Regions from separate parts of the Mus musculus genome. Here all the other regions are linked to region 7. A link is a loop called in an ENCODE intact Hi-C map of the cell type or tissue named here. Cell type or tissue: heart. All regions are shown on one strand. Region 1 has its middle 25 kb from the start of Gm38765. Region 2 overlaps Umad1 (UMAP1-MVP12 associated (UMA) domain containing 1). Region 3 overlaps Umad1 (UMAP1-MVP12 associated (UMA) domain containing 1). Region 4 holds the start of C1galt1 (core 1 synthase, glycoprotein-N-acetylgalactosamine 3-beta-galactosyltransferase, 1). Region 5 overlaps Ica1 (islet cell autoantigen 1). Region 6 holds the start of Mios (meiosis regulator for oocyte development). Region 7 holds the start of Glcci1 (glucocorticoid induced transcript 1).

Region 1 (4,000 bases), 320 kb before region 7:
GAAGGTGATTTGGGAACAATATTTTAGAAAGACGGGTATAACGATCAGTTTTACTTTGTGCCTAATATTTAAGAAAGAACCTACTGGTTATTCCAGCATGCCTGCTGACTTAAGTGTCTCTGACTCAGTGTAGAAATGAATAGATGATAGCAAAGCTAACTGCTGCTCTAAATAGCAAAGACTATAAATGATTCATGCAGAAAATGGTTAGTGTTCCCAGAGTAAATATTTCCCCACAGTCATTTATAAATAATTGAGACTTCTGTTTGAGCCACCTGTCTGCCTGTGTTCCTAAGGAAACTAAAGTGAATACAGAGCTGACTGTGACTGACTCCACTTCCTTCTTCAAAAGCCATGGTGAACAAAGATGAAGAGGTTTTCTACACATTCTCCCTCGCTGAATCATTTTTGTTGTTGTTGTTGTTGTTGTTGTTTTTGTTGTTTTTTTTTTTTTGTTGTTGTTTTTGGTCACAGATATTCCAGAAGCCATAAAAAGTGCTAAAAAAAAAAAAAAAAAAAAGAGTTGCTGAGGAGGGGCTGGACAATGTGCCTTCTGGAGGCATTGAGTGGGTTGTGAAAATGAATGCTACAGAGTCTAAGGATCCGGGTGGGTTCAGTGTGTGTGTGTGCGTGTGTTCATATGTGCCAGCATTCATATGTATGAATGTAGTCATACACATGGCATACAGTATATTCAGAGGTTAAAGGACAAACTTGGGTGTTATTCCTTACCTTGTTAGAAGCAAGGCTTCTTTGATTTTTTTTTTTTTCTGTACACATCAGGTTGGCTGAAGTGACTTTCTGGGGGCTCCCCTATCTCCCATCCTATTTCCTCATAGGAGCACTGGGACAACCGATGCCTGTGCTATGAGTCTAGCTTCTATTTAGGTTCTGGGGATTTGGACTCAGGTCTCTGTACCTTCTGAGTGAGCAGTTTTACTCATTGAGCCATTGTCCCAGCCAAGAAACTGAATTCAGTCCCTTACTGTGGTCCTTATTAGAGTCTTAGGAAAATTCTTGTACATACTAAGACCTGATTTTTTTTCATGTATGTTTGTATGTATGTATGTATGTTTGTAATATGTATGTATAATAGGGAAAAGCAGCAAATGGCCAATAATAATAATAATAATATTTTAAGTGACTTCATAAATTCCTGTGTGAAAAAAAAAGAGAAAAATAGGACATTATAGAAAAGACTGGGAATAATGGAATTCTGAGACAACAGTTGGAGAGAGACTAAGAGGAGGGAGATGGTCACTGTAAGCTAATGGGAGCATTACCATTACACATGGAAAATGTGAGGTCAGACACTAAGCATTCCATAGAGATTTGTTCACACACACTCATGTACAAAAACTACAGACATGGTCTAAGGGAAGGAGAGCTGAGAGTCAGATCAGGGGTATGCACCTGCTATGGCAGAAGGAACTAAAAAATTAAGCTAGATGAAAGAAACAAAAACCAAAGTTCACCTTGCTTCTTTTTACAAAAGGATGCTAGAACTTCAGGCTACGGTGAACTCCAAGCCAGGCCTGCAACAACCCAAGCCTCTTGTCTGAACCCCAATTTTGCATCAGTCCTGATGCCCAGCATGGAGGCTGGCAGAGAATGGGTCTTGGGTGAATGACAGAATAAAGCTAATTAACTTATTTTAAAATGTAAAGTGGCAGAAATCCCAGCAACTGCAGGGCAATACAATCTTCTAGTAGAAAGTAGCTACAAAGACAAAACAATTTAGAGTCTTATTGATTGTGTTATCTAAAAGGCGAGGGGGTTGGATTTTCAAAGGACCATTCACATTTTTTTAAATTCATTTGTTTATATAAACAAAAAAATATCAGTAAGATTCCCAACTGGCCTTTGATACTTTAACATGAGAAAAGCAGCCATTTTAAAACTTACTGGGGAAGCCCGAAGGATGCTAATAGTCATTGGTATATGCAGCCACCAGATGTCACTATTGGTTTAAACAAATATGCCAAATCTAGCTCCAGGCTATTTTGAGTGTGTGTTTTGTTTTGTTTTGTTTTGTTTTGTTTTGTTTTGTTTTGCTTTGTTTTGTTTTGTTTTGTTTTGTTGTTTTGTTTTGTTTTGCTGTATCTTCAGATCCTAGCAGTGCATCCCCAAGCCATGTCAGGAAGTAAGGATCTAATTACTTCCTGGTGGAAAAATCAGAACTGTGTCTGGAACCCCAAACACTTTCTAGTCCTTTTCTTGTTTCAAGTTTTTGTTTTGTTTTTCCATGCTTTTCAAATAAACAAGCCCAGTGACTCCCTTAGGCTAGAGTGCTGCTGCTGTAAAGATTCATTATCAAAATAATTGCCCGTGTCAAGTGTTAGTGTTTGCCCATTGGCCTTTTTAAAAATTCTGCTATATGCATTGGCAAGAAGACCTTCACAAAAAACTTGTTCATCAAAGTCTATTTAAAACTTTTTTTTTTTATATAGGTGACAATGATGCAGTGGTCCCTGAATGCAGTTTATCCTTGTGAAATCTCAGATGAGTTGCTCATTGAATGGGCAGGCATACCTGAGATTGGTTTCTAGTTTCTCTATTACTTAAAAAGATGACCTGTTGTACTCTGTCCCTAACCTTTCATTCATTTCTGTTATAGGCCAGGAAGGTGTCCTCCATTTACACAAGTTCATATTATCTCCAACAGGTCTCTTGTATCAGTGAGCTCACTTAAGTATTCCAACAAGAATTTGATTCTCTCTGTCCTTCCCACCTTCAGGACTTACACTCAAGTCTCTGCAACAAAATGTCTAATACCTTTCTATTCCCCATAGAGATACATCCTGGAAGTTGTTCACCACGTGGAAACATTGAGTCCTGCACTATGAAAACCCCAAATGAACTGTGCATGGCAAATGTTGGGACCCAAACACCAAGGACAAGGAGAAAACAGAGACCCACATGCACCCGGAACACAGAGGAAGAGCCTGCCAAGGAGGCATTTGCTGCTGCCTTGTTTGGGTGAAATTGTGTGATTCTAGTATTGTGACTTTTTTTTTATGGCCGTGTGCTTTTGCTTTTGTTTTATTTGATAGGAGAACTCTGCTCAATATTCAAAGTGACAAGGAGTTGTGAGTCAAGATGATGCAAAGCACAAGGTTGGTTGGCTTTTCTCCTAGAGGTCATCGTCTGAGTTGGAATACCAAGTGGACCTACAAACAGCATTAAAGATCATTTAAGTTTGCTCAGTGCTGTCACTGTCTAGATTCCTGCCTGTGTTGCTGCTTTTTATCTGTAAGATGCCGCCAGTGGGCCACTCAGACATTCAGTGTTGTCATGACACATTGCTGGTCAATGAGTTGAGGAATTCGGAACTTAGGAAATCATGTACTGCTATTCCTTTGCAAATGAGATGCATATTACAGCCATTAACATAACTGTATCGATCTGACTTCATGTTTTCAGTGGAGTGTAGAGTAGAAATATAAAACTGACAGATAGGAGCCAGGTGAAGACATGGGGTTTTCATGATGGGTCATCAATCATGGAGCCTCAATAAAAAGCATCTGAGATAATTGCTGTGATCTGCAAAGAGTATGTGATGTAAGTTTCATGAACATTCTCTTTTTTTCTTTAATAGAAAATCTTGCACATCTTACCCAGATTGAATCTTTTCCTGGTAGCTCCTTTGATCTCTTTTTAAAGAGGTGGTTTAAAGTAGGTCATTTATCACATAAACCCTGAGAGATTTCAACCACAGCCTTGGACCTTCATGCTTGAATCCTACTCCAGAGATTTAGATTTAATTGGCCTGGGTATGCTGGAGTCGTCAGACATTTAAAAGCTTCCCACGAGAGTCTAATGGGTGGGCAGAGATGAGAAACACTCCTCTAAACTTCACATTGTATACTTGCATATTTTAATGCACTGCTGTTTTGCTAGTCTCAATGTTATTGTAAGTGGGTTTACTCCACAGTTCAACTTTTACATTGTGGGGTGGGGGAGCTAAAAACACCTCACAGCCAAGCAAAAGAAAAACCAT
Region 2 (4,000 bases), 160 kb after region 7:
CCCCCTTAAAGCTGCGAATGAATGAATGAAGTGGTTTCCTAAGCATACAGCACTAAAGGTGCCTCCTGGCAGTTTTACTTCTGCTCCCCCAGGGTTGTTTCAGAAGCACAACCTGTCTGCTACGTACAACAGGTTTCACTTCACACGTGAACAAATCGAGTCCTAGAGAATGGCTTGTCCGGAATGTTCAGGAGCAGGGCCTTGAATCTAGATTTTTTTCCTCATTTGAATTTCCAGTTAATTCTCTTACTGTATCATATTGCTTTCTCTTTATACATTCCCTGCAGGTCTTAGCTGAAAATGTGCCTCAGCCAATTCCTTCATAGCTTTGAGTCCTCCACGCATCCATGTCCTTTCTGAGCCATTGCCTGTGCTCTGCAGACGCAGTGTCCATAGGGATGCCCTCACCAGCATCTGAAGCTGCAGGCTCCGAAGATGCAGAAGAAGAGTTTGGTAAACATCAGGGTTCAGTTTGCGTACAGGAAAACAAACAAACAAGCAAACAAACCTCTCAAGCTGCAGCCATCGCTTGCCATTTAGGATAACTCGACCCGATTCTTTGTTTTCTCCTGAGATCTGTGGTAGGGGACAGGAATCTGGACAGCAGCAGTGTGAGGCTGAGAGGGAAGCGGCCGCTCAGTTCTTCCTTTACTACCCTCAGTTTCTTGTGAAGTCTGCCTAGCACGCCTCTTGCAGGGAAAGACTCAAGAGTGGCAGTAGCCTGACCATCTCCCATCCTCTCGCCATCTGAGGGTCCCAAATCCCAACTACACTGGAGTCTGAGCGTGTCTGCATAAACATCATCAGCCTATGATAAAATCTTCCAAGAAACCTACAGCTGGCACCTCTATTCTGTCAAGGGTGAAACTTTGTATTTTAGTGTTGGGCAACCAGGATAAAAACACACAATGACTGCCTAACCCCAATCTTGCTTATTTGTGCACACAACAGTTTTCTAATTCAGCTCCCCCCGACCTTGGGACAGTTATTTCACTACTGTAGACTGTGATGCAAATTAAGGCATTTCTATTCTTATTCCAAAGTCTGCTGCATAAAATAAGGGTATGCTTTACAAAGTCAGCTGACAGCCTGATTTCGAGGGTTCCCTGCAGCCAGTCCCTCTTCCCTAGCTTATCGCAGTGCTCCAATTCATCGGGAACAAATGTAACCTCTCACTTTTCAGAGTTATGAATCTCAAGAAGCAGAATGCTTTGCTGCCTGCTTAGGAAGTGAGTCTAAAAAGCTGACTCAACTTGGTTCTACAGAAGATCACTGAATTCTTAAACACATTAAAGTCGACAGAAACAGAACTGTAAAATTCCTACTATACATGGTATTTTGAAGGTACATCTTTCAGAAGTTAAACCATCTTGAAACAAACACTGTAGCAGAGTGCCACATGTTTCCTAGAGCTAAATAATACTGCAGAGCAGAAAAAACTGTGTAGAAATTATATTGATAGCTCCACTTTTATGCATGGAAGGAAAAAAAGTGAATACATTTAAGATGAAATTCCCCCCCTTTAGGGTCTTTTCTGTTATATTTAATCCACTTTCACACAGTTTTTCTTAATTACACTACAGCTGTCTGGTAAGGCACAACTGACCATTTCCATCATGAAAACAAACTGTAGCCCGCCATCTAAAGTTCTCGATTAAAAAGCCAATGTTTTTGTGAGCCCAGAGAGACGGGTGCAGCTGCTGCAGTTCCCGAGGCGGGCACCTCTACTCCATTCAGCTGTGAAGAATGGCAATGACTGTAAATTGTTCTTCCTGATCGGTTCCACAATAAAAACAAACCACACGACTTTCAATTTTTCAAAGCCAATTTTTTTAAGCCTCCAGTACGCTGGAAACAAGAGTTGTGTTCTTCTGACTCATGGCCTTTGATTTCTACATAAACGTCCCGGTATGCATGTAAAAACAGGTCCCTGCAGGATACTCACAGACTGTATATATTAACTTACCAGATGTACCAGCAGATAGAAACTCCATCAGCCTACCTTTTAAAGCAAGATACTATTTAACAGCTTAAACTGCCTGTGACTAAAGGATGACTGCACGGAACGTACTGTATGCAGGGAGACATTAGGTAGTCCATGAGAAACCTCAGCATGCTCACAAAGGGGACAGCAAGGGCTTGTGAACTGGTGCTTAGTGGGCTCCTTAAGAACCAGGATATAAAAATAAGGTTGAGGCATATATCTGCATTTTGCAACCAAATTGCCCGATATCTGACAGGTAAAGTGGTTAGAGGTCACATCTGTAAATTACTGTACACTGAGATGGCAGAACAATTTGTGTTTAAAAGCTTCTGTGTGTCCCAATTTATTTACTACAGTCAAAGAGTCGCTATGATTTAAGTTGGAAACTCCAAAGTATATTTTAATCACACATACACACACACACAGTAATTTAAACACTTTAGAGCTCATGCCTCTTTTAATTTATATAAATCATATATATTTACAAACATGAGATACTGTACAAATACATATACTGAGAAAACAAAGACTGTCATCTAAGTGTACAGTAATTTACAGATGTAAGTTCTAAGATCTCTTCGTACATGTGCATTGAGTAGGGACCCTGGGGCACCATTTCCTCCTCCTGAGCGTGGGGACCTTAAGTGGACCTAAGTGGACTGTGGCTACTATCAGCCACCCTCTCCATGGTCTGGATACGTTCCTTGCTTTAAAACCCTACCCTCAAGTCTATTTGTATGTCTGTCTCCCCCAATCCTCCCAGTGTGTGTGTCTGTGTGTGTGTGTGTGTGTGTGTGTGTGTGTGTGTGTGGTGTGTAAGGCTAAGGATGTAACCTCTTTCACTGGAAAAAGTGTGTGTGGCAGTGAAATGTAAATCTAACACGTGAGCACATGTATGACCTTTCACTTCAGCAGGAACACTGTTGCATGCGACAATCCCTTTCTCATACAAGACAATAATCTCCTGATTTAATAAACAGGTTTCCTGTGAAAACAACATCCTGTCTGCTAGAGTGATTGTACCTTTAACCATGCTGTCACCCAGCCCTCCATATGTCACCTACTAACAAATAACTTTTCCAGACTCTCATTTACAAAGTGTTTCTTTCCTGAAATGGTGGCTGTATATGCTTAGGCAAAGATGGTTCTTGTTAACTATGGGTCACTAATGATGGCAGTTGTAACTGAGACTTGGGAATAAGACAATGCAACAGATAGTTAAGGAATACATATAGTTTGGTCATAGTTTGTAGGAAGTTGGCTATGTAATTCTCAGAAAATCTTTAAAAACTGCCAAAGCTACACACAGAACACACATATATACTTTGTATTGGCCATATTTTTCTGTGGGTGTTTTTCAGGCTTCTTTGTGGTTCTTCTCCACTTTCCTGTTACTCTCTCTAGGGCTAGACTTTCTTACTCATCTCTAGGGGATCTTAGCCAAAACTGTAACTCAGAATATACCAACACAATTCTGACTATAAAAGCAATTGCTAAAGACAAACCTTTTCTTGGGTTACAAGGCCATCCATTCCAGCCTGCTGACTATTTACTTGGTCCACGTCTCCGTGGCAGTTAACCTTAGTGCTTTCCACAGTCCCTCCTTATCTCTCGGCAGAACTAGCCCTGCTTCTGTGCATGTTCACAATGGCAGTGAATCACCATGCACTGTGCTTTCTTTTCAGTTCATTAGCAGTCTCTCCCAAACCTGCCTCCTAGTCTCTATCACCTTCATTCGCTACCCCTATAATTGGTACCAAGTTTCAGTCTCTCTAGTCCCAGCTATATCTATTAGGCCAATTTCCTCACCCTCTTCTGATTTTATTTTGCGGCCATAAAGAACATGCTAAGTTATCATGGACATGCAACTTCCTTTATACAAATTTATTTCCATGTACCTCATCTGCTTTTCTTCATCTTCCTTTATTCTTTATGGAACAAAAGGGATATTCTACAATGAATGTCATTAGTTGCAGCCAACTTGCTAGTAGGTCAATAAGTTGCATACAAAGTCTG
Region 3 (4,000 bases), 230 kb after region 7:
GGATGCTTTAAAATGCACTAAAAGTTCCTTACAGCATGAGGGATAAAATTCTAATGTCTCAGCCTATCACAAACTACCTTCCCAGACCGGTTTTTCCTCAGTGACCCTGATATACTCTCTCTAGCCAAGCAGCAACTTTTCAACGGCCCTAAGTAGGCCTTATCTTGTTCTGCGTTATCACCTAAGAATGCTTTGTTCTCCCACCAGCACCTTAGGAAAGAATGATTTCAGCAACTCTTGAACACTGCCATCCCTACAATACTGCATGTTGTTTAGAAGGATGTCAGAGTTCTGACACATAGGGAGAACACCTTGATGAGCTAGAGCAGAATTAAGGAACAAATACTGTGAAAATTCCATCCCTTACACACAGCTGGGAGAATAAGAACTTTCATTACCTAATGAAGTTAAATGAAAAAGCCTCTAACATTTGCCTTGGAACTTAAAGGTCAAGAGTAAAAATAGAGATCACTATGATAAATTAAATATATTTGAGTTTTTCTGGTTATAACTATACAAGGTCAAGAACAAATTACTTTTTAAATCCATGAATACTTTTTAAAGATCTGTGCATTTGTTCTGTAAGGACAGGAGTTAAAACAGGAAGCACATTATGAAAACCTATTTAGTTTTGCTGTCACAATTAAAGCCTTTGGCTCCACACAGAATGAAAGTTACTTACTATTTCCCATTCTGTGGAATGTACATTTTCATTGTACACAGCTAAGCCTTCATTAAAAAAAAAAGAAAGGAAGAAAGAAAGAAAGAAAGAAAGAGAAAAACAGAGATGGGAAAAAAACCTTTTAAAAGTCCTAAATAAAAATAAAATAGGCTTACTGAAATATATGTGCATGCTTTAATTCCCAGAATCAGGAATATAATAGGAAAGAGTCTTTAAGACGACTGATAAAATCTAATTTCATACTTAAGCTCCAAGAAAGGGGGAAACTAAGATATGCACTTCAATATCAAATACTTAAAGATGAAATCCAAACTACTATGAATTACTAAATTAGTTTTAATTTAAAAGAAGCTTAGAGTTATTGTGTCCTACTTTAAGTGCCTGCATATACTGAAGAACGAAATGGGTTCAGCCGTACTGTCATACAATTCTTTTTGTCTCTGTGATAGTTTACTTGCCCAATTTCATTCTCACTCCTCTAAAATTATACTCAATATCTGGTCAACAATATTACTGGAGCAAGAACAATAATCTACATTACTTCTTTTCATTTTATATTCTATTTTTGCTTTAACATAATAAGCTAATGCATGCCTTTGTCTTGGTATTGGATAGAATTATCTGCCAACCCTGCAAAACCCTTTCCTAATTTAAAATAACTACAAGGTTGCACATTACACTAGTAAATTTGTAATCAACTTAAAGATAATGTGTTAAAAGCACAATTAAATGTGTCATAACAGAAGAAGGCCTTGGTAATTACAAACAGTGCCTTGCTTGCTAGCTTTTTAAACAGTAGCTCAAGACTGTGAAAAATCGCCACCCAGTGATGCAAAGGGAAACTGCAATTTGTTTTTGTGTAGATGGAGTACCTGGAGGATTACTTCAACTTCATTACTGAATGAGCTCTAGCCTTCTGCTGTGAATTCTGGGTACACAAGGGAAAGCATGTTTTTCTACTAACCCCACCCCTCACTTTATGCTTAGTCTACATGCTCTACAATCTAAAGAGAGCAAAAGCTTCAGAAGTCCTAGTAAAGAAAAAAGCTTTCCATAAACATGAACTAATTTAGTTGTACGTGACTACTCTAAATACTCCTGTTATCAAGTAAAGTGCCTTGGCTGTCCTGGACCTGAAATTTCAAGTGACCATTAAATAGAAGTACTAGCCGAAAGGAGAAGGTATTCTCAGGTGGAAAAGGAAAGGAAAGGGGCACCATTTTCAGATTTAACAGTGTAACTGACTGTGGCCTCTTTAGAAACTGGTCATAGAGGCTCTAAGGAGATACTGTAACCAATTCTAAACAGTCCATACTGGCAGGGGATTGTTTCTCAGTCATAGACTTTCTCACTGAGAAGCCAGAGGATAAGAAAACAAAACCAATCATTTTTTGCTCCTATAATGTTTCTGGTTCAGATACTAATTTAAAAATCTTAGGTGAATATCTATTGGCCGTTTTTAGTGAAAGTTTACCTGCAGGTTCACTGATCCCCAGTAGGTGGCACTGCTTGGGGAAGTTATGGAAGTTATGGACCTGGAGCTTTGCTGGAGGGAGTCTTGCCGGGCCAGCTTCACAGCTTCAGCCGTCTTCCAGTTCTCTCTCCTTGCTTCCTGCTCTGATCCCTCAGCCTCCTGACCTGGCCTCAGGATACCGTACCTTCCTTCCCTGCTGTTATGGACATCTAGTCCTCTGGAAATATGAGCCCAAATAAACTCTCTCTTACAAGTTGCTTTTGGCTGTAGTATTTTCTCACAGCAGAAAAGTAACTAGTACATATTCCAAAATATGTGAATATGGTACCCTGTTAACAATAAAACTATGAAAAAATATACCACTGAACTTATCTTTTCAAAGTATTTTCATATGGTATGCCCTGAGATTAAAGTAAATATTACATAAAGAGACTGCTATAGAGTGACATGACAAAACAGGTAGTTTACCACAATAAAAAAAATTTTAAAGTTTGTCTTTATAAATTTTAATGGTAATACAATAATTCCTAGTAATGGTTAGAATTTTTATCAGTTAAGTCGATTAAGTCTGTGAATGCTAATGATATTTTACTACAAAAACAATACTACTATGAGCCTTCAACTTCCAGGAGGTTAGTTCTATATAATAATTTAAAAATATTTTAGTTATTTAAAATATCGGAGAATAAACAGTGAGGTAGCCAAATTAGGATCCAAACTTAATAAACAGTGATAAAATGCCAAATTCTCCTTTATTTAAAAGAAAGTACATTCATGTTTAAAAGGTAAAGTACACAATTTAATGTTCTCAGGGGTTTTTTTTGTTGTTGTTGTTGTTTCTGTTTTTTGGCTTTTTCTTTTTTTAAAATATTTTTATTAGGTATTTTCCTCATTTACATTTCCAATGCTATCCCAAAAGTCCCCCATACCCCCCCACTCCCCTACCCACCCACTTCCACTTTTTGGCCCTGGCGTTCCCCTGTACTGGGGCATACAAAGATTGCAAGTCCAATGGGCCTCTCTTTCCAGGCCATCTTTTGATATATATGCAGCTAGAGTCAAGAGCTCCGGGGTACTGGTTAGTTCATAATGTTGTTCCACCTATAGGGTTGCAGATCCCTTTAGCTCCTTGGATACTTTCTCTAGCTCCTCCACTGGGGGCCCTGTGATCCATCCAATAGCTGACTGTGAGCATCCACTTCTGTGTTTGCTAGGCCCCGGCATAGTCTCACAAGAGACAGCTATATCAGGGTCCTTTTAGCAAAATCTTGCTAGTGTATGCAATGGTGTCAGCGTTTGGAGGCTGATTATGGGATGGATCCCTGGATATGGCAGTCTCTAGATGGTCCATCCTTTTGTCTCAGCTCCAAACTTTGTAACTCCTTCCATGGGTGTTTTGTTCCCAATTCTAAGAAGGGGCAAAGTGTCTACATTTTGGTCTTCACTCCTCTTGAGTTTCATGTGTTTCACAAATTGTATCTTATATCTTGGGTATCCTAAGTTTCTGGGCTAATATCCACTTATCAGTGAGTACATATCATGTGAGTTCTTTTGTGATTGGGTTACCTCATTCAGGACAATGCCCTCCAGGTCCAACCATTTGCCTAGGAATTTCATAAATCCATTTTTTTTAATAGCTAAGTAGTACTCCGTTGTGTAAATGTACCACATTTTCTGTATCCATTCCTCTGTTGAGGGGCATCTGGGTTCTTTCCAGCTTCTGGCTATTATAAATAAGGCTGCTATGTATGGCTTTTTCTTTTTGCCTTAAACTATTGAGAAGGCTGGGCTGGTTCCACAACAGGCTTCAAATTGGCAGTCAAGGAGACTATGCCTAAGAACGT
Region 4 (4,000 bases), 660 kb after region 7:
ACCTAACAGGAAAAAAAAAAAAAAAAACAGTTGCAGCTGAGTGACTTACACCGCCCCACCCCCAACACCAGGTGGGGAGTGACATTTCAATTATATGCAAAAAATTAAGTACACTTTATCATTTGTTTCTTATTGGATTGAAAGATAAAAGGCCAACTTCACATTTTATGCAGCAAGTCTTGTTTTCTTTAAGCGAATAAAACCAAAGTATAATGACCAACGTATATATGAATCTCACCACTTGGCATGTTAATTTAAATTTTTAATTTTTAAAAAGACCTTAGTCCCACCAGATTTGGTAATTAAAAACATGTATCTTTCTTTTATTTCAAGCTAGTTGTTAAAATCTCAAAGTCCTTTTAAAATATCTGTACCGAAAAGCCAACTTTTGAATGTAATAGGTAAACAGGAGCATTAAGGTAACAATTTCAATTCACATTTGATTCATAAATAAATTGCAACAAAATTCCAACCACTACTTTCACCAAAGATTTGACTTTATATTATCATGAGTTTATAGTTAAGCTGAATAACACAATTTTCATTTCAGCAAAATCAACACACAAGCAATATACAGCACATACTTTTGAATACAATTAGCCAAACATTAACTCATTATATGTACTTTTAAACTGCTTGATATTAAAGTTATCCACAACTGTAGGCTGATTTTTTTTTTAAGAGCACAATGTAGGGAGAGGGAGTTTAAGTGGGAAATGACCACAAAGCATTTGTAAACTGCTGAGTCCTGAGTAAAAAGATAGAGGAAAACATAAATTTCAAGAAAATCTGAAACACTAAAGTTAGTTGTCCACTAATGCTGACTTTTCAGTGAGTCATACTTGCCTTCCTAAGTCAGTTTTACTGAACATATGGTGAAAAGAGTTAACTGTTTGGTAACTTCAAACCTTATATTCATTTAAACTGGACAAAAATATATACTACAGCTGGCAGAAATGCTATACAATGCTTAGAGCACACAATATCGTGTGCACAAGGCTCGTCTGACATTTATCTGATAAGGAACTGGAAAATTGTACCGTTTATAAATACCTTCTAAAAACTCAAGTTTCCACTTCCAAATCCAAACTTCCACCAGAATCAAACAACTTGTAGTGTGCACAGCATTTTTTTCTTGGCACCAGGCTGAGCTATCTGTGGTCTATCCTCAACTTCCTGCAAATTACCAAACTTCTGTCCCTTCCGCGTTGCCTACTCAGTCTGAAGCACTGAAGTTCTAACTTTGTAACTTTTTAACTCAGAATACATCTTTTGACAGTATGTACTAAAAGGAAATACCGTGAATACAAAGATCTAGATTGGAAAAAAAAAATTTTTTTTCCAGGAAGTAAGGGATCTTAGAATATTCTAAGTCCCACGCCACTAGTAAGAAGTGTGGACAGAGCTCAAAAGCATTAATCCCCGATCCTCACTCTTAAATTAGTTAATTTAGAAGAGTATCTATCTAAAGTCAAAGCACTTTGTTTAACTAGCCAACATCTAGGAAAGCCATCACACTTTGTTACCAAAGGAAAAAGAAAAAACAAAAAACATTTTTTTTTTAAATCCTGCGCGTAGCAAGCCCCCAACACACCTGGCTGGTTCACTCAGTCAACGAAGGGCAGGGAAAGTTCCAACCATAACCGACCAGCTCCAGACAAAGCTGACGGTCCAACGGCGGCGGGCACTCGGGACTGTTGCGGCCGGAAGGTGCCCGCACCTGAGTGCACACAGCTGGCGGGCGCCGGGCGCGCGGAGGCCCGGGGCGGGGCGGCGGGCAGGACCGCTCGGCGCTGGCCCGCCCCGGGCGCCTCGGGCCGGACACGCCGGGCCGCGGAGAGCGCGAGGGTGGCCGCTCGCCCGCCGCCCGAGACACCTGTTTGGCCGCGCCGGCGCGGACGGGGACGCGGACCCGGGCGGCGTTCCCGAACCCTCAGTCGCCCTGCCGCCGGCAGCCGAGCCCCTGGACCCGCAGCCCTCGGGCGCCTCCGCCCGCCGTCCCTGACATCAGCCCCGGCTCCCTCTCGCCCCTCCCGGAGGCGGGGAGGAGGACGACCCCCCACCCGCGACCTTCGCTGCCCTGGCCCGCCGCAGCACGGGCAGGGGCCGCTAGCCTGGGCCGCCCGCGGCCGCCCAGATCATCTCCCGGCGGCGGCGGCGGCGGCGGCGGCCGAGGCGGGCCCGGCGCGCGCTCCTGCCGCTCGCTCCCGCCGCTCGCTCCGCCCCTCCCGACCGCGCGGCCTGGACCACGGCCCGCCTACTGCGCAGCCGCCACCCAGGGGTCTCGGAGATGCTGACGTCCCGGCTGCAGCAGCTGCAGCAGCAGCAGCAGCCCCGGGGAAGGGCGGGGCCTGGGCAGAGTGGGCGGGGACACCGCGACCTGCGGATGCGGGGATTGGCCGCCGGGTGTTTGCCCCGCCCTCCTGCGGAGTGGGCTGGGAAGTCCCGGCTTCCCCGAGCTCAGGGTTTTTTTAGCCCCCTTCTGGTGAGGTTGAGTGTTCTAATTCTCTCAGGAAAGCAGAAAGCGAAATTAGCAGGGAGTACAAGTAAAGAACTGCCTTTTAAACTGTTGTCTGTGGAACAAACCTCAACGTCACGCTGACCTCTAACCCAATCTTAGCCCCCCCCCCCTTTTTTTTTGCCTCTTTTCCTTTCACAGCATTCCTCTATCCTTAATAACAAGAGATTTGGCATAATGAAGAGTGCTCTGTAACCAGATGTGTGCCTCAGAAGAACAGAGAACTCATATAGTGACAACGGACAGAAAGCCTCTTGGAGGAATGTGTGTAATGGCATTTTACTTCTGTTCTGCTATGGCAAATACTTAAGAGTTTTACAAACTCAGCGGGGAGTGGTGGTGCACGCCTAGCACTCGGGAGTTGGAGGCCAGCCTGGTCTAATAAGTGAGTTCCGGGACAGCCAGGGCTATACAGAGAAACCCTGTCTTGAAAAACCAAAAAAAAAAAAAAAAAAAAAAGAGAGAGAGAGAGAGTTTTACAAACTCGTCTGCTCTGCTTTGGCAAAGGTCCTGTGTACCAAGAAGCTATCTTTGTGGCAGCAACGGAAGTGGGTTGCCACCTGGTGAGGCAGCAGGGAGTGGAAGTAAGATCTAGAGACCTTAACCATCATCTGCAAGGCCAGGCCCCCGGATGGAAACACTGTGCCCTGCTTGATAAATGTTCAAACTATGCAGTTCTGAGCACACCACAGCATAGCTATTAAAAGTGAGGGTTTTGGAATAAGACATTTAAGCTTTATCTGAATCCACTTTCTGCCTCTACTATTATAGATGCTAAGTTGTAAAGAACAGGTATATTCTGGTTATGATTGTAGACAAGGAGCTGTGTGTGGTGATTTTTGTTTATTAAGTCGTGAACCAGCCAGATATCACGGCAGGAAACAGAAAGCATATTGGAGACCTAGCCGAACTCGATTTTATATCAGTCACTGAATAGCCCATTCATTCATTAATCCATTAGTCACAAGAAAGAATTGAGCCGTTCATCGTCGTTCATTCGGTAAGTAAGGGGAGAGTCCTAACAAAATCAACACTTTTACTTAGCCTCACCCTCTAACACATGATAATCGAGATCAGAGTCTGGGGAAGAAAAGCCACATTCCAACCATAGTAGGCTGGGATCTAGGTGATGAACCAATTCATTGTGTGTAGTTTTAGGAAGCTACTGAACGGCACCAATAAATCCCCCCCCCTCAAAAAAAATTCTTCCAAAGGAAGTTTAAAACTTGAAACAAAGCTAGGGATTTGAATTCAAAGGTCTCCTTTTCAGATGAGAAAATTGAGGAAAGAATGAGAAACTGATAGGACAGGCCAGAAAAGAAGAACAGGTGAGTGCCCTTTCTCTGGTCCATGGCCCTCCAACTTCTCTCCCAGACATCCTTAGCTCCATCCTTCTCTTTTTCTCAGCTCCTGCTCAGGCTTAACTCCACCACACACAGACAAAAAAAAAAAAATTGCCATGCATAAATGTAAAAGAAAACT
Region 5 (4,000 bases), 190 kb before region 7:
TCTTCCTCCCAGTCTGTTTCTTCAGAGGAGAATTCTTCATCTGCTTCAGAGCTACTAAGAGCTGGCTCCCCGAGCCCATCCAGCGATGAGCACAGGCTCCTTTTCCTAGAGACCTCCGCTAATTGATCTTTCTTCTTTTCCCTTTTTCCTCTTTTTCTTCTAATCTCTCTCCAGGTATTCCTACCTAACCTTAACTTTTCCTCGGGTTCAAGACCCTTGGAAAGGCCTGTATACTTATTTTGTGTACCATATTTCCTCTTTGTTCCTACTCTCTCTCCCCACTTTACTTCTGATAGCTTGTCCTGAATTTCATCTAGAATCCGCCCTATCTTAACCACTTGATAACATGTGAAAAGGAACAAAAGGGCTTCTAACACTAGAAAAAATTCAAGGCCAAACATATTCCACTTTACTTCTGATAGACTGTCTTGAATTTCCTTAGAAAGTTCAAGATCAGACTTACCTCGTAAAGCTGTACTCACTGGTACTCTCGTTCCCCAGCTGAAAAGTTCTGAATTCATACAGTTGAATCCTTCTTAACAGTCTGCTTTACGGGAACCTTTATTACCGCGACCCGCAGTTCTGGTTCTGGAATGAGGGATCTTCCTTGCGCCAGTCCCGAGTTTTTTCTCGTCCCGGAATTCGGCACCAATTGTTATTAGACGCGTTCTCACGACCGGCCAGGAAAGACGCAACAGACCAGAATCTTCTGCGGCAAAGCTTTATTGCTTACATCTTCAGGAGCCAGAGTGCAAGGAGCAAGAGAGCAAGAAGCAAGAGAGGGAGAAAACGAAACCCCGTCCCTTTTTAAGGAGAATTCTCCTTCGCCTCGGACGTGTCACTCCTTGATTGGCTGCAGCCCATCGGCCGAGTTGACGTCACAGGGAAAGCAGAGTACAAGTAGTCATAAGATACCCTTGGCACATGCGCAGATTATTTGTTTACCACTTAGAACACAGGATGTCAGCGCCATCTTGTAACGGCGAATGTGGGCGCGGCTCCCAACATGAAGCCATTGTGAAAATTATCATTTTTTTCCCTTTCTTCTTCATCGTGTTGATTACTGTTACATAGAAAAACTACCAGATCTTTTAATGGTGATTTGGTATCCTGCCACAAGTTTTCTGACTGAGTCTTTTAGTTACTGAAATATAAAGTCACATTGTCTCCATGGATAACTTGACCTCTTCCTGTTTGCAGACCTCATGTTTTTATCTTTCCTTCCTTCGCTAAGATCTTAAGACCTACATTGAATAAAAATGTTTCCACTTGTCTTATCCCAACATTAGAGGAAATTATTTGAGTTTCTGAAACTGTTAAATTATTCAGAATTCCCACTGTTCTCACTCCATGTTTAGATAAGGAAATTATCAGTGTCCCGAATGTACCCATTTTTGAAAGCTGGGAGAAAGGTATCCAGGGACACAAAGAATTCTTCCATCCCCTCTGGAAGTCTGAAATCATGTTTGGTGACCTCATGGGGTGAATTTGAAAATATTCCTTTTAATATCTGAATTCAGAAAATAAGCATTTGATACACAAAGTATAAAAGCGGTTGATATTAAAATTGTTAGACGATAGTATATTAATATAGAATTGGGCAGTATTATAAAATAAAACATTGTATTCATAATGTAAGCATCGTAATATAATTTTACTGGTGTGTTGACATAATTCTTTGCAAGTCTGGTGAATCTTGGTCCACATCTTTCAGGCCCAGTGCTAAGAGTGGATAGTATCGCTCTTACTATGCATCCATGTAATGATCTTGCAGTAAGTTAGGGTTGAGGGCAGATGGCAGCTATAATCCTGAATGCATAGTGGAGTTGCACAATGGTTCCTTACATCTGCGGGCTGTTCTGTGACTATGGAATAAACAACACTGACGGCCATTTAGTCATCGGCATACTGGAGTCATGTCCCAGAGGATTCCCAGAGCAGTAAAAATTTAGAAGCTAAATGTTTAACTTTCCAGAATGTTTAACTTTCCTGCACTAGACAAAGCAAGACTCGCAGAAGCAAACTTCCTTGTTCACTAAACACTCAGCCCAGAAATTGAGAGATCACACATGCAACTGTGAACTTTGCACCGCTGGATGTATAAACTTCATGAGCCAAAAATAGGCTCTGCTTCTGATCCAAGAGCCTCCATTTCTAACGACAAACGTATGGTGGTTAAAGCCATTTGAATTTTAGGGTTTGTGCCTTTGTCCCTTTGCCTGTGGCTGAGCCGGGTTAAGTCTGTTTGAACCAGGGAGAAGAAACACATTGCCTGCTTCTTGAAGGTTTTCAGAGACATCCAAAGAAAGGTACTAAATAACCAGTCTCGTTAGGTTTCAGAATCCTCCAGGGGGCACCAGAACATTCCAGTGTAGTTGACCATATTTCATTAAATCCAGAAAGGCTAACTGTGTTGCCTTATTGTAATCGGTTCCCTATGGTAACTTTTCCAGTTCTGTTGACATTTCTTCTCCTGTGTTCGCTTTTACAGCATTTGTGAGTCTATGGAATATTTCTGCCTCTCTGAAGAGGAGGAAAGAAAAGACCATCCCTTGGATGAGCTCTAAGAAACTGGAGCCATCTCTCTCTCCTCTGGGCAGATGCAGAGGCTTTCAGCCCACTCTGAGGGAAGGATTTTCCAAATGTTCCTAATCTTGCTGGGGAGAAAAAGTTGAGGAAACTGAGAATTCCATTCACATCCTCAGCCTAGTGCTGCACATAGTTACCCTGTTATTATCATTATTAATAATAAACACGGTAAAGTCAGACAGGCATTCACAGGAGATTTTTTTTATATGAATTTTGTGCAAAAGTAAAGGGTTGCCAGGCTACTGCATAATATTACTCAATTCTGGTCCAGGAGTACAGAATTCCAGCAGGCCTCCCGAGCCTGTCCCTCCAATTAGTGGCTACTTCATTACGAATAAAGAACCCTCATTACTGTGGGCCTTCAAGTGAAATAGGATCCCCGTACCTCTTGAAATCTGTCTTTCTAAGTACAGACAGTTCCCAACTTACAAACAATCCACTTAAGAACCACCAAGGCATTCAGAAGCTGCTGGAGCCTCCTGCAGCTGCTGCCCGGGCCCCTGCCCAGCCCCCCTGCCCAGCCCCCGCCTGCTCTCCTGGTCTGCTCCAGGCTGGTCCGCCCACCCCCCTGCAGAGCCAGCTGCCCACCTGCCCTTCGGACTGCAGCTCGGAGCTGGGGATTTAGGGAGGCCTCAGAGCTACCGCTGGTTTTATAGTTGAGCTCAGCTCTGGGGTAAATAAGCTTTTGTGGCCTGGCCTGGGAACCGAACCACCATTTAAAAAAAAAAAAAAAGGGGAGAGAGAAAGAGAGGGGGGAAAAGTTGCATCCATGGGAAAATGTATTTTGTATTCTCAACAACCAGCTGACAGATGACTGTGAGAAGGGCTGTCTTCTGGCTCCTCACAGCGGGAGGAGGAGAAGGACCCTGCTGTCCTGGGTTCTGGGTCCACCTCTACCATTGCATTTACTGTCAGGCCTCAACAAACCCTTTAATCCCTGTGGCTCTCACATCAGCCATTAAATAGGGTTGGTGTAAATAAGTCCCAAGCCTCTGTCTGGTATAATGACTTCAGTTGATCAGGCTCTACTCTCCTCTCTTTCTTCCTTTCATTCCTTCCTTTGTCCATCCATTCAGAGACCTTTTACTCAAAGCCCTCGCATTGTGCCAGATTCCGGGCTTAGTGTTGAGGATCCAGTCAGACAAGGCTGATGGCAGCCCTCAGTGGGCTCAGTGTTGGGTGGGAGAGACACATGTCTAAGCCAGTGCTTATGAACCAAGTGCTGTGATCGAGATGAGCAGCAGCTCCTGTGGCTGGCTCACTCTGGTTTTTATTTTAAGCATCTCCTCTCGGAGTTACGAACACGGATTCACCGAGAAGCAGAGCTTCTGCATCTGTCCTTATGGCTGTTTTGCTTAGGCCTCTGGCCCTCCTCCCTCTGTCACCGAGAAAGCAAATACAGGAGATCTTT
Region 6 (4,000 bases), 300 kb after region 7:
CCCAGTGCAAAATGAAAATGTCAAGGAGTGACATAGCAGCTTCTAACTGCTAGTCATTCTAAATGCTCGGCTGGCGCTCCTGCATAGAGTTGCACATTACAAAGATGGCCCTAGAAAACCAGTATGTCTATAACCATCCTGTTAAGAAATCTAACACTCTATACAAATGGGTCCTTGCTTATTAACATACATAATATAAATACGGAGGACAGCAAAAAACAAAACAAGCAAACAACAACAAAAACCAGTAAGGGCTCAGAAAGTCTTTCATGCACTTATTAGTTTAGACGATTACAAGTCCCTTATGACTTGGGTAACATCTAAGTAATTTCCACCACACAAAGTTCTAACACCAACTCATCACAGTTGAGTTCTCTGCTTCATACAGATGTTGTTGTCCCTATTTAGTTCTTTCAACCAGTCCTGGAAGTGAATGCTTTCAGATGCTGGAGACAACTGCCAAATCCATGGAGGGGCTAAGAGATGGCAATAATTTAGGTCCTCACCTTCAAATTTAGTCAGTGTTCATTTCCCTTCAATGGTTCCCCACAAGTCACCACCAGAACATGGGTAACACTATCCAAAAGAAATTTAGTGAACCACCACTTATAATTCTCTAGCGGGCACATTTCAGAAGTAGCAAACGAAATTTAGAATATCTTTTAATTTAACCTATCAAATAAGAAATAATTTAAAATATACAACACTGTAAAAAATACGAAAGTTTTTATATTTTTATTAAATCTTGGGAATCCAGTCTATACACTTACAAAGCATCTTAACCCCACGTGGCAACTGGGCACACATTCAAAACACTGTCATAACGCAAAACATACAATTATATGGTCTGTCGTCTTTCTTTCCGCGCTAAGTAAACGATAGCAGTTTCAGGAAATTTGGAGTACTACCATCTCCACAAGACATTGCGCATCTATATTTTCGTTAAACTATAGTTATTCAAAAAAGCCAACAAGAGCAGTCGTTTGCTGAGCCATTCCTCTCAAGGAATTTGCATTATTCGTGTCGGTAGGGAACAGAGCTCACGGGGGTGACAGGCCCTTTAACAAGGATTTGATTGGGTACAACTGGAACTCATCGTGTTGTTATTCCGGGTAAACCAGGAATCTGATCGTGACTCCCACGGTCCAGACACCTGGCTGAGCCGCTGGGCGGCGGGGGACGCGGCTCCGCACTCCCGGCGCGGCCGCACGGAGGACGGTCGCCACGCGGCCGCGGGACGCCCCAAGGCTCCACACGAGGCCCGCCAGCAGCCCGGTGCCGTGACCATCGCACTGATCGAGCGGAACGCCACCCGCCGGCGAGGCTCTGAGGAAGCGGCCGCGGCTGCCACCCCGGGCCTCACGCAGACACCCGCTCCGGGCCGCACTCACTGACCTGAGGAGGTGGCCTGTCGCCACACAGACGTTTCCGGCCTGTACGCCGCCCCTCCCGCCGCGGGAGACGGGCGCGGGCAAGATGGCCGCCGAAGCACGGGCGGTGACCCGGGCCACCCGCTGGGCCCCCGACCAAACCACCCTGCCGCCTCCGAAGCAGACCTCCTCGCCGCGAGCCCCGCCTTCCCCTCGCCCGGCACCGCCCCGGGGCGGGGCCGCCGCGCGGAGACCCCGCCTTCCTCCCGAGCGCTCCGCGCTTGAGTTGAGCCCCTTCCGTCGCCCTCTTGTGGGCAGGGCCACAACCTAGAGTCCCCGCCTCCCTCTCGAGCGCTCCGCCCAGTGTGGGCCCTGCCCCGGGACCCCTCTCCAGCAAGCCAGCCATTCTTTAACCCTGCTCTCATGGAATTTGATTATTTCTCTGAAGCCAGCTACCATGGTCGTGGTGGTACACACATTTTAGCATATGTGAGACATTTTAATTTCCACTGAACAGAGAGGATGGGCGATTTCGTAAAAACTTAAGGATTTGGGGCTCATAATTCGATTTCAGTTATTCCAAAAAGAGGTCATGAATGCCTTGTTGAGTCACACCGTGTTGGGATATAGGAATGAGAAAAAAAAAAAAAAAAAAAAAAAAGACCCTTGTAGGAAACAGGACAAAAGAGTGATGGCTTTTTTAAGCTACCTGGGAGAGCACCTCCCTCAGGTTGGGTGGGGCATCAGAAGAACTTCCTTGAGGATCACTAGACTAAGAAAGACAAACATGGATTGGTCACAGAAAAGTTAAAGACGGAAACAACTGGAAGAGAAAGGCCTTCTAGAACTGAATACTGTGTCAGGAAACAGGATACAGCAATGGGAAAGCAAGTCTCTCATTTACCTGTGAGTTTGCTTATGAAGTCTCAGTAACCACTGACCAGTCAAAGCCTGAAAATATTAGGTGAACGATTCGAATTAAAGAACACCTAAATTTGAATTTTAGAATGTTATGAAATCTTTCTGAGTCCTGTTCAGTCCGATCCTGAACATCATTCAACTACCCATAGTCACAGTGTACCCAAGCTGCAATCTGGGCCATCAGATCTGTCTGTCAGTGCTCACCTTCAAGTGACCCTTACCAAGTAGCAGCATACTACAATACATCACAATACATCAATCACTCCATTTTGTCTTAACATGTAGGTATTGACAAATCATGCTTATAAGCATGAGAGAGAGAGAGAGAGAGAGAGAGAGAGAGAGAGAGAGAGAGAGAGAGAGATTCACATATGATTTATTATAGTGCTGTTGGCCCTCCAGATCCTCTAGCTCTGCCTGTGCAGGTTCAACCACCACAGATCAAAATGTTTTTAAAATTGGGTATGGTAGTGTTCGTCTATAATATCAACACTCCCGAGGTTGAAGCAGAAGGATCAAAGAATTAAAAGATAGACTCAACAATATACTGAGTTTGAGCTAGGCTAGCTACATGAAAATAACTTTCTCTTATGTCTGTCTGTCTTTCCATACATATGTGTGTGTGTATATATATATATATATATATATATATATATATATATCAATCAAACTTGTACATTTTCCTTGTCATGTTTTACTATAAAATGTAGTATAGGAATTCTTTACATATCATTTATAGTGTGTAACTATTATAAGTAATGTAGAAATAGGTACAGAGAATGTATGTAGGTTATATGCAAATAACACCAACTAAGATAAAACATTTGAGCATACATGGATCTTAGTATCATTGCAGAGTATAAAGGGTCCACCATTTTTTATAACTATTATATTATATAATTGTTGCCATTACTGTACCTAATTTATAAATTAGAGTTTATAATAGATATATATGCATAGGAAAAATATAAGATATCTGAGTTTGACACTAACCGCACTCTGAGATGTATACCGATGGACTTAATATGCATCAAGATTAAGGAAGAAACTAATATATGAATAAACCAGAGGTGAGGAGAGATTGAGAAGTCCTATCAGAAATTCATTGAAAATTAGCTTACTGTCTTTGCATAGGCTTTTTCATAAAGGAAATTGTGGAGTCACTGATAATTTTAACTAGGACAGTGATATAACCAGTTTTTCCATGGAGAGTTGGAATTGTAGAATAGCCAAGTAAAAGATGATGAAGACTCAAATTGCCAGTGGTATGGAAACAAGTGGTTCGCCGAGGGGTTAATTCAGAAATCGAGATGAACAAAGCTTAGCGGTTGCCCCTGTGAATGCTGGAGACTCTAGGTTGTGGTGATGCTGCACTAGGAGTTTCAGCTCAGACATCCATACTCCCTTCAGGTGGCTTACAGTCCATGCTTGCGTCTGTGTGCTAGGGTACTCTAGCACTGCTGCTAGTGACTGATCATTTGGGTAAAAGGATGAGTTTGAGAAACATACTATATTTTTGATTCCTGCCATGTAAAGAACATTAAGTACAATGAAGGGGGTGTATCATAAGATTCATTACTGCAACATGAACCTGCAGGTGGGTTCAACCTAGGACATATCCCTACATAAGACCAACCTCATTTTTTTTAATGGCTTTATCAACACCTGCCATATATAGTTGAGGAAAACTCCACCAATGGATGACTTTA
Region 7 (4,000 bases):
CAAAACCAAACCCAAACAGAAAACATTAAGGGGAGTCCACAACATCCTCCCACTCACCATTACCTTTGATACCTAACAAAAAAGAAAGGAGATCTCTCTACACAGCTCAGCTGAACTGCTAAGTATACTTAAAGATGCAAGGAAAAAGTGAACACACTCCACAAACAGGCTTTAAGAAATTCACCACGAAAACCACCATTCCGGCATAAGCCATTTGTAGTGCAGTAGTGATCTAATACATGACTATATAAAGTAGAGGAGAGGATGGATAAACAGCATACACTTTAAACTGCCTCCCCTACACATGCAAAGGATATTCTAACAACCTAACTACCGCCATCAAGTCTCCAAAACACAAACATACTCCAGACAAGAACTTTGTGGGAAAGCACAAAGGCTGCAGAGATTACCACTACCACCTTATGCCCCGCTAGAGAGTTTGTGTGCGTGTTTAAGGGTTTCACACGGCTCCTCCTTGCCCGGCTCCAAACACAGAAAGCTAATAAGCTATTAAACCGAAACACTTTTCTTTTGCAGGCGAGGGATGCAAGATAAAATCTGAGTGGCGGTGTGAGGGTCGGATAAAAGTTGATTTCCAGGTCGCTCCTCCAAGCCCTGCAGCGACCTCAGGGTGGGGGGTGAGATTCCCAAAGCCACTTTCACACCTTCGGTAATGCACTAGCAAACAGAAGCCCGGAGAGGCTGAAGTTTTCCACGCAGGGCACCGTCGGGGAGACGCAGCCCGGGAGGACGGGAGGGTTGGGCTCGCTACCTCTGCACACGGGCGAGCCGGGACTCCGTCTCTCAGGTGAGCTGCTCCTCCGCCGGCTCTCGGGGGACCGTCTCGGGCGGCCCTTGGCGCGAGGCGCCTGCTCGGCTGGGGCAGCGGCCGGCGGTGGAGTCGGGCTGGACGGGCTGGGGCCGCGGGCCCCTCCGGGCCCGGAGAGACTGCCGAGCGCGGCGGCGGCGGTGGCGGCGGCGGCGGCCGGGCGCGTGGGGCTGTGCTGGCTGCCCCGCAGGAGCTGGTAGGGCACCGTGGCGCGGATGGGCTGCAGCAGCCGACCGGCTCCCGCAGCCGGTGCGCAGCTCCCGGCCGGCCCCGTCCCGCTCCCGGCAGCGGCGGGCGGGGAGCCCGCGGTGCTGCGCCGCATCCTCTGCGGCGCGGAGTGAGGGGTCTGAGAGGAACTGGAGGACGCAGTGGACATGGTGGCTCCGCGGGCGGGCGGGCGGGCGGGCGCGCGAGCGAGCGTGTGGGAGCCGGCGCCGCGGTGCGTGCGATGTGTACGGGGGAGGGGCGGGGAGGGGCGGAGCCGCGGGGCTCCCCTTCCGACGCGCACCCCGCCGCCGAGGGGGAGGGGACGCCGCGACGGCCAACGTCCAACGGCTCAACCGCCCCGCGGCGCTCTGCGGGGCGCTCACGGCAGAGCCCGCGTCGAGCCCATGGCCGCCGCCGCCGCCGCCCCGGGCATCGCGCTGACAGGGCACTCGCCCGCTTCCCGCGGCTGCTCAGCCCTCGCGGGGGGTCGCCCGCGCGACACGACTCGGCGACCACGGGCAGCGCCGGGACTTTAGCCTCGGAGGAGAGAAAGGGGCCTCGAGGCGCCTCGCGCTGCGCGTAACCCGCGCCACCGCAAACGCCGCCGCCGCTGCCGCCGCCACCTCGACCCGCTTCTCACTCGGAATGGCAACTAATCCTGTGTCGGCGCCCCGCCTCCGGCCCCGCCTCTGGGCGTTCCGGACCCGGCTCCTGCGGCTGCGAGCGCTGTGATTGGCAGCGCCACCCTACTCCGGGATGCCAAGGAATGGTTGTATTGTCGGAGTGAGAGGAGACTCGGCCAATTACAGTACCACGTTTCCGCTCTGGGGGCGGAGCATGGAAGTGGATGAGAGAGGCGGGCCTCGCGCGGAGGGAGGGACTTAAGAGTTGACAGGCTTTGAGGTGAGGGTCAGGTTAGAAAAGTGGGTCCATACGTGCCCTGCGCGGACTCCGACGCCCAAAGACACGCGCGCGCTGCGATAAGCAAGTTACAAGGATTCCACCCTCCAGTGCTCTCTACAACCTGGGGCTGAGGACGCTGAAGCCAAACTAATTTTGCAAATACACCTGCATCCGGTGAGATGTTTTAGTTAAAGCTGAGTGAAGGATCCTTAACCCTTTTAATCTTAGAAATGTCTTTAAGTGTCCTAGTCGCCTTGTGAATCAAAACAACTTCAGGATTAGTGTATGGATGCTACATTGAACAAAATGCACCTGCCATTACAACCTGTTTGTCGTTACAGGGTAGGGTGGAGAACATCACATTCTGAATTGTACACGTCAACAAGAAAATTTACAGCATCGCATCATCAGATTTATTAATGGAGAGCACCTAGTTTACTACCCCGGAGCTGATGGTCTCTTGGGAGAAAGACCAGGCATAATGTAACAATTCATTGTGGTCATTTCCTCTGTGTGATGGCACTGGGGGTTATTCTTCTGCAAGGAAAATGAGAAGTACGAAGATTTTAGATGGGCATAAGAAAGTATATAAAACCCTAATCAGGAATAGTTAAAGCTCTACATCAGATACCTCCTATTAATTCACATGAGATAAACAAAAACATAAGATTTTACAAAATAAAGAAGTGGCGTGTCAGATTGGCGTCTGCCTGGTGTCTGCCCACACTGGCAAGCTTCCTGATTCCAGGCACTAAATGATCAGTTTCACTCAGAGGAGCCACCTTTCTCTGCTTCCCTGTGTGGTCAGACAGAAATTAAATGAAATTAAATGAAAATTTTTAAAAAAATAAGAAAAAATAAGAAGCACAGTAAATTGTTGTTTAGAAAAAATATTGATGATGCCTAATCAAAATACAAAAAATAGCATCTAGTACTATATCCTACTATATTAGTCATAGTTCTATGCTTTATCACATATAAAAATAATAGCTAATGTTTACTAAACATTCACCACGTGCTAGCCACTGTTCTAAGGACATTATTATGTGTTAACTCATTCGTTCTTCACATAATCCACAAGGTATGTGCTGTTATTATCCTCCCTGCTTTATCTGGGGCACAAAGACACTAATTGTCTTGTCTGAGATCACTCAGCTAAGTGGAAGCTGAGGCCAGAGGGACCCAGGCAGGCGTCTGAAGAAGCCCTGTGCCCTTAGTACCTCCAAGCAGAAGATGCGTGTTCTGATTAAGAGACTTTATGGTAGCTCACAGATGTCCAAACGAGCTTTTAGACATGACTAGCAGCTCCCTTTTCTTACTTTCTAGAACAAATTATACTTTAATTATCTATAGAACAAAATAACTTTAAAATTTGACATAATTTGTCTATTGTATTAATTTTTTCATCTAAAGATTAATGGTTTCACTAAGTATAACCTTTTGTGAATAGAAACAATAAATGGCTTCTTTTGGTGGGTTTTTTTTTTTTGGAATAGCAAGAATAAGATTACAACAATGTTATACTAAAATGTATAAAGGTTTTAAACTACTGATAAATGTCTAACGTTGGTAATTTGATCACAGCACAGCTTCATTATAGAAATGTCATCTTGGGTCACCTCTGGACCAACCTCAACACATTAGATGATCATGATTCTAAAGTCATAGTGAGCCACCGTTGGCAATGGTCAGTAGCAGTTCGTTTGGATCAAAAACAATAGAGCTGGCCATAATTTTAGGTTTCTTGTTCATTCAGATCTGATGTAATAAGTTTAAGTTGTATCTAAAATCTAAATGAGAGAATTTGCATGAGTTTTTAAGTGCCAATTTTTTAATGCATCTCATGCTAGAAATTGAACCCAAAGTCTTGAATAGGTTGCTCAAAATGCTGTGCCATTGAATTACCCACAGATACTATCTGATCTTACAATATTACTTTTACTTTCTGGTAACTCATCATGAGTTTTTTGAAATTCCAATCATTTTCTCTTTATTCAAGAAAATATGGTTCCCTCTAAAAACTTTATTCTCATGATGGTCATACCTAAGAATTTAAATGAG

What was found. Peaks named below come from ENCODE experiments on the same cell type or tissue, not always from the same donor. Only the 100,000 strongest peaks of a DNase experiment are listed, where the experiment ranks them.
Region 1: a loop joins it to region 7, with 2.8 times the contacts of the local background. A loop is called at or near these places in 3 of 42 quality-filtered maps.
Region 2: it touches region 7 in a loop (2.3-fold over the local background); 2 of 42 quality-filtered maps call a loop at or near these places.
Region 3: it touches region 7 in a loop (2.7-fold over the local background); 19 of 42 quality-filtered maps call a loop at or near these places.
Region 4: it touches region 7 in a loop (3.0-fold over the local background); 3 of 42 quality-filtered maps call a loop at or near these places.
Region 5: a loop joins it to region 7, with 2.9 times the contacts of the local background. A loop is called at or near these places in 10 of 42 quality-filtered maps.
Region 6: it touches region 7 in a loop (3-fold over the local background); 3 of 42 quality-filtered maps call a loop at or near these places.

What each region holds. Positions count from the first base shown.
Region 1 is chr6:8,829,369-8,833,368 of GRCm38, reverse strand. No RefSeq gene overlaps it. Among named protein-coding and RNA genes, the nearest start is that of Gm38765, 25 kb to the right of the region's middle. In heart, a CTCF peak has its summit at 1,951 (motif pointing right); no DNase peak of the experiment used is centred here.
Region 2 is chr6:8,350,692-8,354,691 of GRCm38, reverse strand. All of the region lies in intron 2 of Umad1 (UMAP1-MVP12 associated (UMA) domain containing 1), which reads right to left. Among named protein-coding and RNA genes, the nearest start is that of Gm46952, 7.1 kb to the right of the region's middle. In heart, no CTCF peak of the experiment used is centred here; no DNase peak of the experiment used is centred here.
Region 3 is chr6:8,272,815-8,276,814 of GRCm38, reverse strand. All of the region lies in intron 2 of Umad1 (UMAP1-MVP12 associated (UMA) domain containing 1), which reads right to left. Among named protein-coding and RNA genes, the nearest start is that of Umad1, 16 kb to the right of the region's middle. In heart, CTCF peaks have their summits at 1,492 and 2,165 (motif pointing right); no DNase peak of the experiment used is centred here.
Region 4 is chr6:7,842,989-7,846,988 of GRCm38, reverse strand. It overlaps C1galt1 (core 1 synthase, glycoprotein-N-acetylgalactosamine 3-beta-galactosyltransferase, 1), which reads right to left and starts at 1,765. Exons shown (of 4, transcript NM_052993.3): 1 at 1,595-1,765. In heart, a CTCF peak has its summit at 2,471 (motif pointing left); a DNase peak (open chromatin) is centred at 2,288; H3K4me3 peaks cover 2,342 bases; H3K27ac peaks cover 1,979 bases.
Region 5 is chr6:8,693,162-8,697,161 of GRCm38, reverse strand. The region is part of intron 6 of Ica1 (islet cell autoantigen 1); the gene reads left to right. Among named protein-coding and RNA genes, the nearest start is that of Gm35621, 72 kb to the right of the region's middle. In heart, a CTCF peak has its summit at 2,351 (motif pointing right); no DNase peak of the experiment used is centred here; H3K27ac peaks cover 1,006 bases.
Region 6 is chr6:8,206,807-8,210,806 of GRCm38, reverse strand. It overlaps Mios (meiosis regulator for oocyte development), which reads right to left and starts at 1,580. Exons shown (of 12, transcript NM_145374.2): 1 at 1,396-1,580. In heart, CTCF peaks have their summits at 1,181, 1,473 and 1,683 (motif pointing left); a DNase peak (open chromatin) is centred at 1,526; H3K4me3 peaks cover 1,960 bases; H3K27ac peaks cover 1,320 bases.
Region 7 is chr6:8,507,092-8,511,091 of GRCm38, reverse strand. Glcci1 (glucocorticoid induced transcript 1) reads right to left here and starts at 1,492. Exons shown (of 8, transcript NM_133236.3): 1 at 773-1,492. The coding sequence starts at 1,205. A430035B10Rik (RIKEN cDNA A430035B10 gene) reads left to right here and starts at 1,931. Exons shown (of 2, transcript NR_040452.1): 1 at 1,931-2,113; 2 at 2,281-4,000. In heart, CTCF peaks have their summits at 1,579 and 1,786; DNase peaks (open chromatin) are centred at 791, 1,481 and 1,851; H3K4me3 peaks cover 2,439 bases; H3K27ac peaks cover 2,439 bases.